Regions from separate parts of the Homo sapiens genome. Here region 1 is linked to region 2. Evidence: chromatin contacts called from ENCODE Hi-C data. All regions are on one chromosome and are shown on one strand. The core of a region is the stretch at or near the end of the contact, and the rest is flanking DNA. Distances in the headings are between cores, read along the strand shown. Region 1 overlaps SLC8A1 (solute carrier family 8 member A1). Region 2 has its middle 160 kb from the start of LINC01913.

Evidence for each region. Hi-C counts contacts between places; a loop is a spot of excess contacts on that map. Pooled maps may share reads with other maps.
Region 1: a loop to region 2 is called in a pooled map, with 2.1 times the contacts of the local background. The contact joins two enhancer-like sites. A Hi-C loop is called at or near these places in 2 of 37 single-sample maps with no recorded cell type and 2 of 50 pooled maps.

Annotation. Positions count from the first base shown.
Region 1 is chr2:40,279,621-40,285,705 of GRCh38, forward strand. All of the region lies in intron 2 of SLC8A1 (solute carrier family 8 member A1), which reads right to left. Among named protein-coding and RNA genes, the nearest start is that of SLC8A1, 170 kb to the right of the region's middle. Within about 2 kb of position 1,776, at least 11 of the 41 ENCODE cell types and tissues checked have a DNase peak (open chromatin) inside an H3K27ac peak, as active enhancers do.
Region 2 is chr2:41,712,178-41,717,474 of GRCh38, forward strand. No RefSeq gene overlaps it. Among named protein-coding and RNA genes, the nearest start is that of LINC01913, 160 kb to the right of the region's middle. RefSeq lists an enhancer at 3,652-3,761. Within about 2 kb of position 3,659, at least 5 of the 41 ENCODE cell types and tissues checked have a DNase peak (open chromatin) inside an H3K27ac peak, as active enhancers do.

The sequences.
Region 1 (6,085 bases), core at 526-3,025, 1.4 Mb before region 2:
ATGTTTGATAGGGTCTGGCATATCTCTTCCCAAGTGTGCTCTGGAAATCCTATTTCAGTCCTTCTTTTAGGGGAAGAAGTCATTACATCAGCCTTGTAAAGTACACTGGCATGCAAAGTAAAATCTGTTACTAGGGTGAAAAGTTGGTACATTCTGTTTTTTTGAGGGGAGGTGAGCTCTCACGTGCCCCCAACATGCACAGTTCACTAAAAATCTGTAGCTCACCAATCTCCTATTGTATGCATTTGTTATTTAGTCTTCAGCTCTCCTACATTTTCTTTGTTTCTTTATCTATTAAACTTTTAAAAATTGTTCCCTGCCTCTTTTCCATTCTGATTTTAAAAATTCTGATTAATATACAATTGCATCTGTATTGGCAGACCATGTAGATACAGCATTTGTAAATTGCAAGCTATGGAGTACACTGAATACCATATTAAGGAGTTAGTGAAAATGAAAAGAACTTTAAACCCTAGCCTTTTAGATAGATTTCTGCTTTTAAAGATTATCTCTGGATTGCAAAAACAGACATGAATATTGATAGTGTAAACCTGACTAAAATATGACTCTAAAATATGAATGTCTGCCATTATAAAAGAATCTAATGATAAAACCTGAGGAAATAAACACTAAAAAAAAAAAAAAAAAAAAAAGGTTGTTTTCTCTTCCTTAAAAGTCCTGAAATTTAATTTTACCATTCTGTCACAGGATAAAACATCTGTCCTAATGGAAAAGTAACAAAAACCCATTTTCTGAAAAGCCCCACAGATAATTTTTCACATGAGTACATGGAAATATCTATTCCATTTTTGGATAACTATTCTTTCTTGATGTAAAACACTGGTGGTCAAAATATACAAATATCACATTTGCCTTCAATCATAAAACTCTGATAAGCACACAAATTGCAATACCATCATGCTAAATTAACTAATTCATTTATTAATCATTTTCTTTGAAAGCAGAGTGACATTCAGGCACTGGGAATGCTGAAATAAAAGATTGAATCCCTGCCTTCTGGGGTCTTACACTTCAGCAAAGAGGTCACACATCAATAATTAATATATGATGTCACAGATATAAATACAGAAATGAAGTAAAAAGAGACAATGAATCCAGACCAAAAGTTTCAAGAAAGGCTCCTAAGAAGAGGTGACATCTGAATGGAGTCTTTGAAGACCCTGTAACAATAGCCAGGCAAAGGTGCTCTAGGCAGGAAGAATGTTTTGTGCAAAAGCAGAGGTGGGTAAAACATGACTTCAGTTCTCTCAAATAGAATTAATCAATCTCTTTATACAGTAACTCAGCACGTTGTCTGTACTTCTGTTAGCATGAATAGAATGAATTTTTATTGCTTATCTTTCCTGGTGGACTGTAGCCTACTAGAAGCAGGCTGATACATCTTTGTACCTCCCATTTGTCTTGCACTTATAACTTGCCTGCTTAGTTTTGATGGAATGAGCCAATGAATGACAGTAAGATTTCACAAGAGTCACCTGTGAAACATACTTCACCAAAGCACCCATGGTAGCACTTATTAACAAACGGAGTTTACCAGGGATGGGGCAGAAGAAAGTCTTAGCTTTTCAAAGAATTTCATTCCTGAGACATTTTTGTGGTCATGTATTTAAAAAAAAAGGGTTGGGGGGGTGCTCTGAGAAATGTGCTCTCAGATGGCACAGCTGGAATGAGAGAAATGGGAACTGTTTTCCATTTTACATAGTTTCTGGAAAGGGCAATAAGAACAAAAAAAGCAACACTGTTGGTCAGCATTCTCAGTGCCTGAGTTGAAAGGTGCTATAAACAGAGAAAAGTCTCATAGGCCAACTCTATGCAGGCTATGTGCCAAGAATAGCTACAAAGTGGCAAGTTAAATCAGCCAGGGCTTGTGAGCTGTCTCAGGACTTGAGTCCCAACTTGCACTCGTGAAAGTTATGCTGCAAAGGGAGCTACCTTTCCCCAGCACTGCCTGGGGCCTTGGCAAGTCTAATGGAGAATGAGTTTGATTTCAAGCCCTGCTCCCTTCAGGCAACTTACAAAGAAAAGCTGTTAAGTCTGTGGAGCTGGGAATGTCTGGAAAGAGTGAAGACCCATCATTTAAAACTGATTTCTTTTTAAGGAAGTAGAGCAGAGAGCAGTGATTACTTCAACACCCATTCTCAGGGGAATTTCTGTAAGCCGGAATCAGCTAATGATGGTTAATAAAGGTAAATGTTCCCTGATTCTCAGGAAGTGATTCTTCATCCTGGGGCTTTTTGAAGACTCTGTCTTCACTTGAATTTTGGGTGGAATAAAGCCCTCCTGGATTTATCCTAATCTAATACTCAAAGTTGGTAGTTCACAGGAGTCTGTTTATTCTTCTAGAAAAGTATAACAGTGGATTAGCTACTGGCTTCTATCCCTTCAGCACAGCTCCCCCACACAAGAGCGTACCTTTAATGACTGATGCTGGTGTATCAAATTGTGTCCTCTCCTTCTAATAACAAAATAATGAAATACAGTAAAATGCCACTTTTTCTGACTTTTTTTTTCTTCTAGGACATGTATGTTTCTTACCTCATTCAGAGGCATGCTGGGAAATTTAACTAAATCTGAAAGAAAAACATTCTGTAAATCCTTAAGACTGGATTAGTAATAAGGAGTAATTTCTGATCTGGAATAAAATCCAGAATTCAGCTTGCTCACCCCAGACACAAAACACAATAAAAAGAATGGTTGTTACAGTTACTAAACGAAGGATCTTTTCACACTCAGCAAGGGTAAAGACTGTCTCTTCTGTATCTCTGTATTACCCAAGACATTGAGCATCCATCTTACTGATACAAAGGATGTCTAGTTTGAAAGTTTGCCTATGTACATTTGTTTACGCACTCAGGCATATACAGACTGCCAACTTTATTATTACCCAAGATTAAAAATAAAAAATAGACCTTGCTCTCAAGAGATTTCCTTTCCGTTAACTGCAATGCTAAGTGAGATGCATCAGTTTCATTTTTGCACGCTCCTTTGCTCCGTTTAGTACCGAAATAAAAACATGACGTAGCTTTTGGGGCCGGGGAGGAATCTCATTCTTGCAGGAAATAATTGCCAGGAATTTTAAAGAGTGTCATCATTTTCTCTGTGTCCAGTCCTGCCCAGTAACAGAGAACAGCTATTAAAAGTATCCAAATGCTGGCTGCAAGGAGAAGTTGAACTCTGAACCACTATAAACCCAATCAGATGCAGACATTCTTCCCATCCCATACCCCGGACTCCCAGTGAATCTTGAAGACCCTGGGGTTAGCCTTATCATTTATTCGTCTGTATAGTGATGGCCTGTGCTAATGCCCAAATGATCCTGACTTATTAAAGGTTCTTCCTGAAAAGACATGATTTTTATTAGTTCACCACAACTTATTCTCAAAAAAGCATTTATTCTTTATCAAGCCACAAATTTTACTTAATTAACTATTCTACTAGATTCCAAGACGATTTAGAAGCTATTGAGGTTGTAACAGGATAAGAGAACAACTAGTCCACTCTGTTAAAATAAAATAAAATCCAAAAACATTAAATGTTTTCCTTTTTGTTCTCTAATGAGAGGTAGAGGATGTGAAAGTGAAGATACAGTAAGGCTAGTGTTTCCAATGATTTCATGACTTCTCTTCCAGCTATGCTGGTGTCATAGTAAGAGCCTGATGCTATTATTATCTCTGATTATTTGATAAACCTGAAAAACAAGTTCAACAAATGGTAAAACATCTGGATCTTTGACAGACAATGGCTTATAAAAGAGAATAACGAACAGTTATTTGGAGAGTATTAAGACCCAGATGGTTCATCAGGGATCACTTTAAAGGTGTTTGTTAGATCCTCCCTCTCAAAGACACCTACACAAGAGTCATCAGCTGCCAATAGCACTGAGAAGATTTTCACATACCCAGCACTGTTTTTGTGACAACCCTTTCCAAAATTACGAAAGAAAACAAAAACAAAGGCAAAGCACAAAGAGGAAAAATGAACATTGCTTAATTTTTTCTTGCACCCAGTGCTTGAAACGCATCAAAGTCAGAGCTCCATGCTCTTTATCTCAGCTCACTGCAGCTGTCCTTTCTGCCAAAAGCAAAACAACTCATTCTCTAGAAGAATCTGAATGCCCACTATATCCTTGACAGCGTTCCTAACAATAGACGCCGAAGATAGAACACGGTTAGACTTTCATTGACAAGAAAGGCTGGAGAATAGAGAATTGTGATCAGGCAGAAGAAAAATAAAAACTGGAACAGTCAGTGGTCTGGCATATCTACTACCCCCCACCTTTTATTTTTCTGAAAAGCAAAGCTGTATTTTGGCAGAGTCCAGAAAAACTAGGCTTGTAATTGTTAATGTAGTTCTAGTGGTTTAGGAGAAGCAGTGGGCTTGGCCGTATTATGGAATGACTCTGCAAATATAGCTCAGACCCTAAGGAGGTTAATTTAAAAAACCTATTTCTTATCTGTATAAAGTCTTGCACACGAATTACATTGTTTCCATTTTCTCCAAAAGTGTGCTTTCTCTCTCTCTAGATATCTGTATCTATAGATATAGCTATCTATACCAATATATCTCTATAAGTTGTTTATATCTATATGCCAATATCTATAACATATTTCTCTCTATATATAAATATATAGAGACATCTCTGATCTCGCTATATATTTAGAGAAATGTTATAGATATTGACATATATATAGATCTCTCTATATAAATATATATAGATATATACATATATTTATGTATGATATATGATATATACATACACATATATTTATATAGAGAGATCTATATATCTATATATCTATATATAAATGTATATCTATAGATATATATCTATAGATATGTATGTATACATACATATCTAGCCAACAATATATATAGACAACAATATCTATAACATCTCTATTTATATATATGTTGTTATATATATTGTTATATATCTATATATAGATATTTTGTTATTACATTATATATATAAATTAAATTGAAAGCTTTTGGGGAAAAACATATATAAATATAAATATAAATATATATATACACACACACAATTTCTCATTTTTTGTTGCTTGGTCTTATTCTAAATTCCTAAGTGTAGTCTGCCACTCTAATCTCTTTTCCCATGAAGTTTGTCTTAGAAATGTCATCCGTGCAAACAACGGCTCACCAAGGACAAGTGCTGGTTTATGCAATTGAGCAGTAGAGGATGCTGTATCCACTTCTTCAAGAGGTAAAAGGAGCTGATTTCTGCACTCCCAGGGATGAGCAAGCTTCATATTCATCTGATGGTTATCTGAGCAGGCACTCTCATGCATTTTGATACTCTAGTTTTATAACCAGAGAATGTCAGAGTCAATAACATGATTATAAGCCTTATAAGTCATAGAATACAGCCTCTCACACAATCATCTTTGAAAAATGGTCAGCTGGACTCCAGGAACAGAGAGATGGCAGCATTGCTTCCTTCAAGAGACATTTATTAAGCTTCTGGTAGCAACTCTGTGAATTGGGTATTATTGTCCTCATTTTACAGATGAGGAAATAGAAACCTGAGAAGATCGCAGTTAGAGACAGACAAAGTGGGATTTTTAACCTAGGGCTGATTCCAAAGCCTTTATTTTTTGATCACTACAATATACATCTGACAGACGTTCTCTTTAACCCTTTCAAGACTATAAGATAAGGGTTCTTTGTAAGGACAGACCCATGCTTTCAGTAGTAAACACTGTGTAAAAGACAAGAGCATCATAAACTATGGGGCTGATTTAGGCAGCCAATTTCTAGTGTTTTCTTTTTTTGTTGTTTGTCTGGTTCTTTCACATTCTCTCTCTCTTTCTCCCATAGTATAGCAACAATTGGTCTAAATATTAAGCTTTATCTATGTCACCCCACAAATGCTGAGTGTGATTCATCCAAGTCTATAACAATGGTAGAGTGGCCCATTACCACAGACAGACAAGAAGAAGATAGCAGTGTTTACACATGAGATAATTTGGCTTTTCTGCTAAGCCTTGTGTGCCAAGTTAATTACTCTCTTGGTGAAACAAGGTATTTTGCTCATATAAGGTAGGGA
Region 2 (5,297 bases), core at 2,409-4,908:
AAGAGTCTGAAAAATCAGAGACCCAAAAGTTTTATAGTCTCTGTTTTCTGCTCTTATTTATGGGAGCATAGGAGACATTGGAAGCTATGAAGACCACCTTCTTCCAAAGCAAGTTTCCCTCTGTAGCATTCCTCCAGCCTCGGTGCACTCGAAGACATGGGGTGCTCAGCAGTCTTGGAGGCTTCCAATTCAGTTGAATGACAGTTCTTTTTTACTTGAAAGTTCTACCACAATATCCAACACCATGGTCACTTTCATGATATGCAAAGAAAATCATGGCTTCCAAATTGTTTGGCTAAGAAAAGGGATTACTGTCTTCTGTTATTAGCATGGTCTTAGGATTGTCACTGAAGAGTCAGGAAAAGAGGGGAAATATATAGAATTCATTCAAATACATGTAAGTCCCAGCCCTGTCAGTAAGAGAAGAGGAGAAAAAGAATTAAGGATGGACTCTAACCTTAAATTAGTTCACTGACTACCATCTCATCATAAAACAACTTGGGTAGGAGTTACAGAATTTTATTTACCAAGATCAAGCAATAAAGGTGCAATACGTCACACAAGAATTAAGAAGGCCTTAATTTGAACTCCTGGGACCTAGGTTGCAAAACAATTGGAATTTACATATCAGATCCTTGGGCAAATAATATATTTAATCATATATTTTATTTAATCTAGTATATCCAACATATTATCATTTCAACACAGCCGTAAAGATAAACCTCCCTTAACGTCTGCAGCTCCTACTCTTGCCCCAACCCCAAATCTCTGGTCAATTAGCCCTCTCAGCCAGTTGAAAAGTAACCCTAATTCACTCAGGATGGTAACCCTGTCCTCAGTGGGTGAAGGCCTTTTAATGCCAAGAATATTGGGAGATAAATAGAGGTGATAAAATAAATAAATCCATGGTATCAATATTTTTAAGTGGCTTAAGGAATCTGATACATCAAAGCATCTGGCAGATTAGTCTGATCATCCCAATTTATATATAAATAATTGATTTTTAGATATGATTTTAAGTTAAAAGATATAAATGATTTGCTTATGTTTGTATATACTATTAGAATATATCAAAGAACTTGAGATTTACAATATTTATAAACGTACTAAATTAACTAGAGCATTTTAGGTACTTACAGATGAATAACTTGTTAAGTGTTTGGCTCTTCAGAAAAGCAAGTCCATTAAAGTTTAAAATGTTTAAGGGAGCAAAATTAATCAAGTTAATTAATAAACTCTTTTAAAGTGATTGGTAACATTTACTGGATTTATAAATAGTAATTATGAGTTGAGTAATCATTGTTCAATTGAAAATATTTTTAGTTGGTAATTTTAATACACCAAATTCTGATTTAGAAAACAAAAATAACTGCAAATACACTTCTCTGTGAACGTCAGCCCCAGTGCCACTAAAATTCACATGACCTCTCTGACCCTGTGTTTCCTTTGATTCTGGGGTCTCAGCATTTGATCTCTGCAGAACAATAATCCTGATCCGTAAGAGTTAGCTTTTCAGAAGGAGGAAAAATCATTTACACATCAAATGTGAATCTACTTCCTTACTATATTTAATCTCCAGGAATGGACTCATAAAATAATAAAAGCCCCAGTTCAAATTAGTATCTGGTATTTCATTCCATTATCAAAAACCATGACCACATAATCTACTGGTTGGTAGAAAGGGAAGTCCTTCTCTGTTTAGACTTGAGCTCTGTGTAGATCAAGTTATGGTTGTCTGGATTGCCATCTGTATTAATCAAAATTAATACACAGAGGTTCTCTCACTCCATGTACATTTAATTTTTTAGAAAGGCTAAAACACATGGTTGCAGAATCAAATATAAATATTTACAACTGGAGTCCAATATAATCAGAGCTGATGGAAGATGGAACTTAGACAGAGGAAGGAAATGTATAGAATGTGGTAGGAATGGTAACATCCTAAAATGAGGGGTTAAGACATATAATTGAGATATTATTGAAGCTAAAGAACCAGAAACAAAGCTTCAAGGACATTATTTAAAGTTATAAAAGTAACTGGCTGGGTGCAGTGGCTCGCACCTGTAATACCAGCACTTTGGGAGGCAGAGGCATGCGGATCACCTGATGTCAGGAGTTCGAGACCAGCCTGGCCAACATGGTGAAACCCAGTCTCTACTAAAAATACAAAAAATTACCCAGGCTTTGTGGCAGGCACCTGTAATCCCAGCTACTTGGGAGGCTGAGACAGGAGAATCTCTTGAATCTGGAGGCAGAGGTTGTAGTAAGCCAAGATCACGCCATTGCACTCCAGCCTGGGCAACAAGAGTCAAACTCCGCCTCAAAAAAATAAATAAATAAATAAATAAATAAAAATAAAGTTATAAAAGTAGCCAATAAAAGAACTAAAATTATAAGTATAAATTATGTATAATACAAATACATGTATATATCTAAAAGCATTAGAAAGAAAACATGAGGAGAGAGCTGTGTGTAAGCAACCTTTTTTTCCTATCAAAGACGAAATACATGTTATTACATAATATATATCTAAATAACTACACACTATATATTATAAATCAAGAAATATTACCTGGAGGGCCACTGTGCAATATAGTGGCCACCAATCACATGTGGGTGTTGGGCACTTAAATTGTCATCTGCTGCAAGTTTAAAATATACAACCAATTTCAAAAACAACATAAAAATGAAAACTATCTCATTAATAATCTTTATATTATGTGTTGAAATAATATATTGGATATACTAGGTTAAATTAAATATATTATTAAAATTCGTTTTATATGTGTACTTTTACTTTTTTGGTGTGCCTGTAATTTAAAATGGTATATATGGCTCACATTAGATTTCCATTGGACAGGACTAATCTAGAGTTTTGGCACTAAACATCAGCACTAAAAATACAAGTAGTTACAAGAAGTGGCCTCCAGGAACCAGAACTGAGGGAAGAAGCTACACGGGACTGGAGCCAGTTGCTTTTCTCAGAAACCCTTCTGTAATATTTGAATCATTATCTTAAGCATACCTTTCTTTGCAAATTTAAAAAGATTAAAATGTCATAAATGTAGAAAGCAAATAAGGCCATAAAGGTAAAAATAATAATAATAATAATTGTGATGAGAGGGCAGGAGACGGGGTGGGAGGGAATATGGCTGTGATGGACATCATCCACGTGCAGGACAGAATCACAGAGGCCACCCTGTAGGTCAGCCTGGCAGCATTCAGCGTCCTTGTGGGCTGGCCCATGTCAGTAGCTTTCACGAACAAAACACAGTCACCCAGGCCAGGTGCAGTGGCTCACACCTGTAATCCCAGCACTTTGGGAGGCCGAGGCGGGCGGATCACGAGGTCAGGAGATCAAGACCATCCCGGCTAAAACGGTGAAACCCCGTCTGTACTAAAAATACAAAAAATTAGCCGGGCGTAGTGGCGGGCGCCTGTAGTCCCAGCTACTCGGGAGGCTGAGGCAGTAGAATGGCGTGAACCTGGGAGGCGGAGCTTGCAGTGAGCCGAGATCCCGCCACTGCACTCCAGCCTGGGCGACAGAGCGACACTCTGTCTCAAAAAAAAAAAAAAAAAAAAAAAACCACACACACAGAGTCACCCAGTCTCATTTCAGTTTCAGTTTCATCTTTGTCAGGCCCAGCCTTGGTCTCCAGTCCTGACTCTTATAATGACCTTTCTCTCCACCCCACGGCCCAATAGTCACATCTTCCACATTGTCCTAGAAATCATGTCATTTCCAATTTCTAGAAGGTCCTTGGCATCCAAAGCAATTCTGGGGTCCTGAGTCAACATCTTCCTCCTATAACCTCTTTCTCTTTTTCCTGTTTTTCCAAAAGGAAACCAATGCTCCTAAAAGTATTTTCTTAAGCAAGCTCTCAGTTGCAGAGAGCTCTGAGTCCCTAACATTTGGACCTTTTACTGTTTTCTCACATGTTAAACACTGTATCCCAATGTCTAAAATAGTAAGAAGGTCAATCCACACAGAAAATGCATTCGTGCAGTAAAAATTTATGAATGCCTACGGGTGCTGAGCACTGATCCAGGGAGCGGTACTCCAGGTAATATTTCTTGATTTATAATACATAGTGTGTAGTTATTAGATATATTATGTAATAACATGTATTTTCCTCTTTGACAAGGGATGGCAATGAACAAGACATCATCTGCTCTCTTAGAACTTACCTTTAGTGGGAGAGACAGATAAAAAGTAAACAAATATATACATAACTTTAAGTAATACATGCTTTTTATATTTTTATAATTTCATCAGAAAAATATGTAGATTAATGAGAGAGAGGGTGACGGGGTGAGGGGCAGAGGTGTCTATTTTAGAGATTTCTTACTGAGAAAGTGTGATTGGAGGGGACACTGAATGGAAAGGACCTAGCTACGCAAAAACCTGTAAGGAAGGTAAGTAACATTCCAAGTAAAGGGTGGCAGTGTCACAGGGCTTCAGATGGGAACGGACTCAGAGTATACAAAAGCTGCACGAAGGCAGGTGGGGCTGAGAAGAGCAGGTGAGGAGCAGAGCGGAGCCAGAGAGGCACAGAGGCAGCCTGCAACTGAGGGAGGGCTCTGTGGGCCCTGGTGAGGACTAGATTTTATTCCAAATACCACGGACTCTAGCAGGTTTGGAGCAAGGAGTGAATTGGCAGGACTTTTGATTTACTGACTGGTTTTCTTTCAGAACTATAAGTAATTAGTAAAATAAGTAAATTTTTTTTAAAAACCCTCCCCTTTTTTCCTTCTTTACTTTCAAAGTTAATTAAATAACAAGCATTAAGCCAGGCACAGTGGCTCATGTCTGTAATCCCAGAGTTTTGGGAGGCCAAAGTGGGATAATCACTTGAGGCCAGGAGTTCAAGACCACCCTGGGCAACATAGCGAAACCCTGTCTCTACAAAAATAAAAATTAGCTGGGCATGGTGATGTGCACCTGTAGTCCCAGCTACTCAGGAGGCTACAGTGGGAGGATGCTTGAGCCCAGGAGTTCAAGGCTGCAGTGAGCTAGGATTGTGCCACTGAGACCCTATCTCTAAAACAAAAAGTAGTAAAAAATAGGAATTATTAAATCAGAATTCATTATTCAGAATAAATTTTGAATTACCCTGGATCAACAAACAGACAGCTGACACTTATAGGACTGTCATTTTTCACTGCTGTATGCCCTTTGCAGGGGAACTTGGGTTTCGTACCTAATGTTTTCCAACTTAAGTTTTTACTGAGCCCTTTCTACAGAGCAGTACTGTGCTAGGCACTTGTTTACATGACCCCATCTCATTCGCAAAACA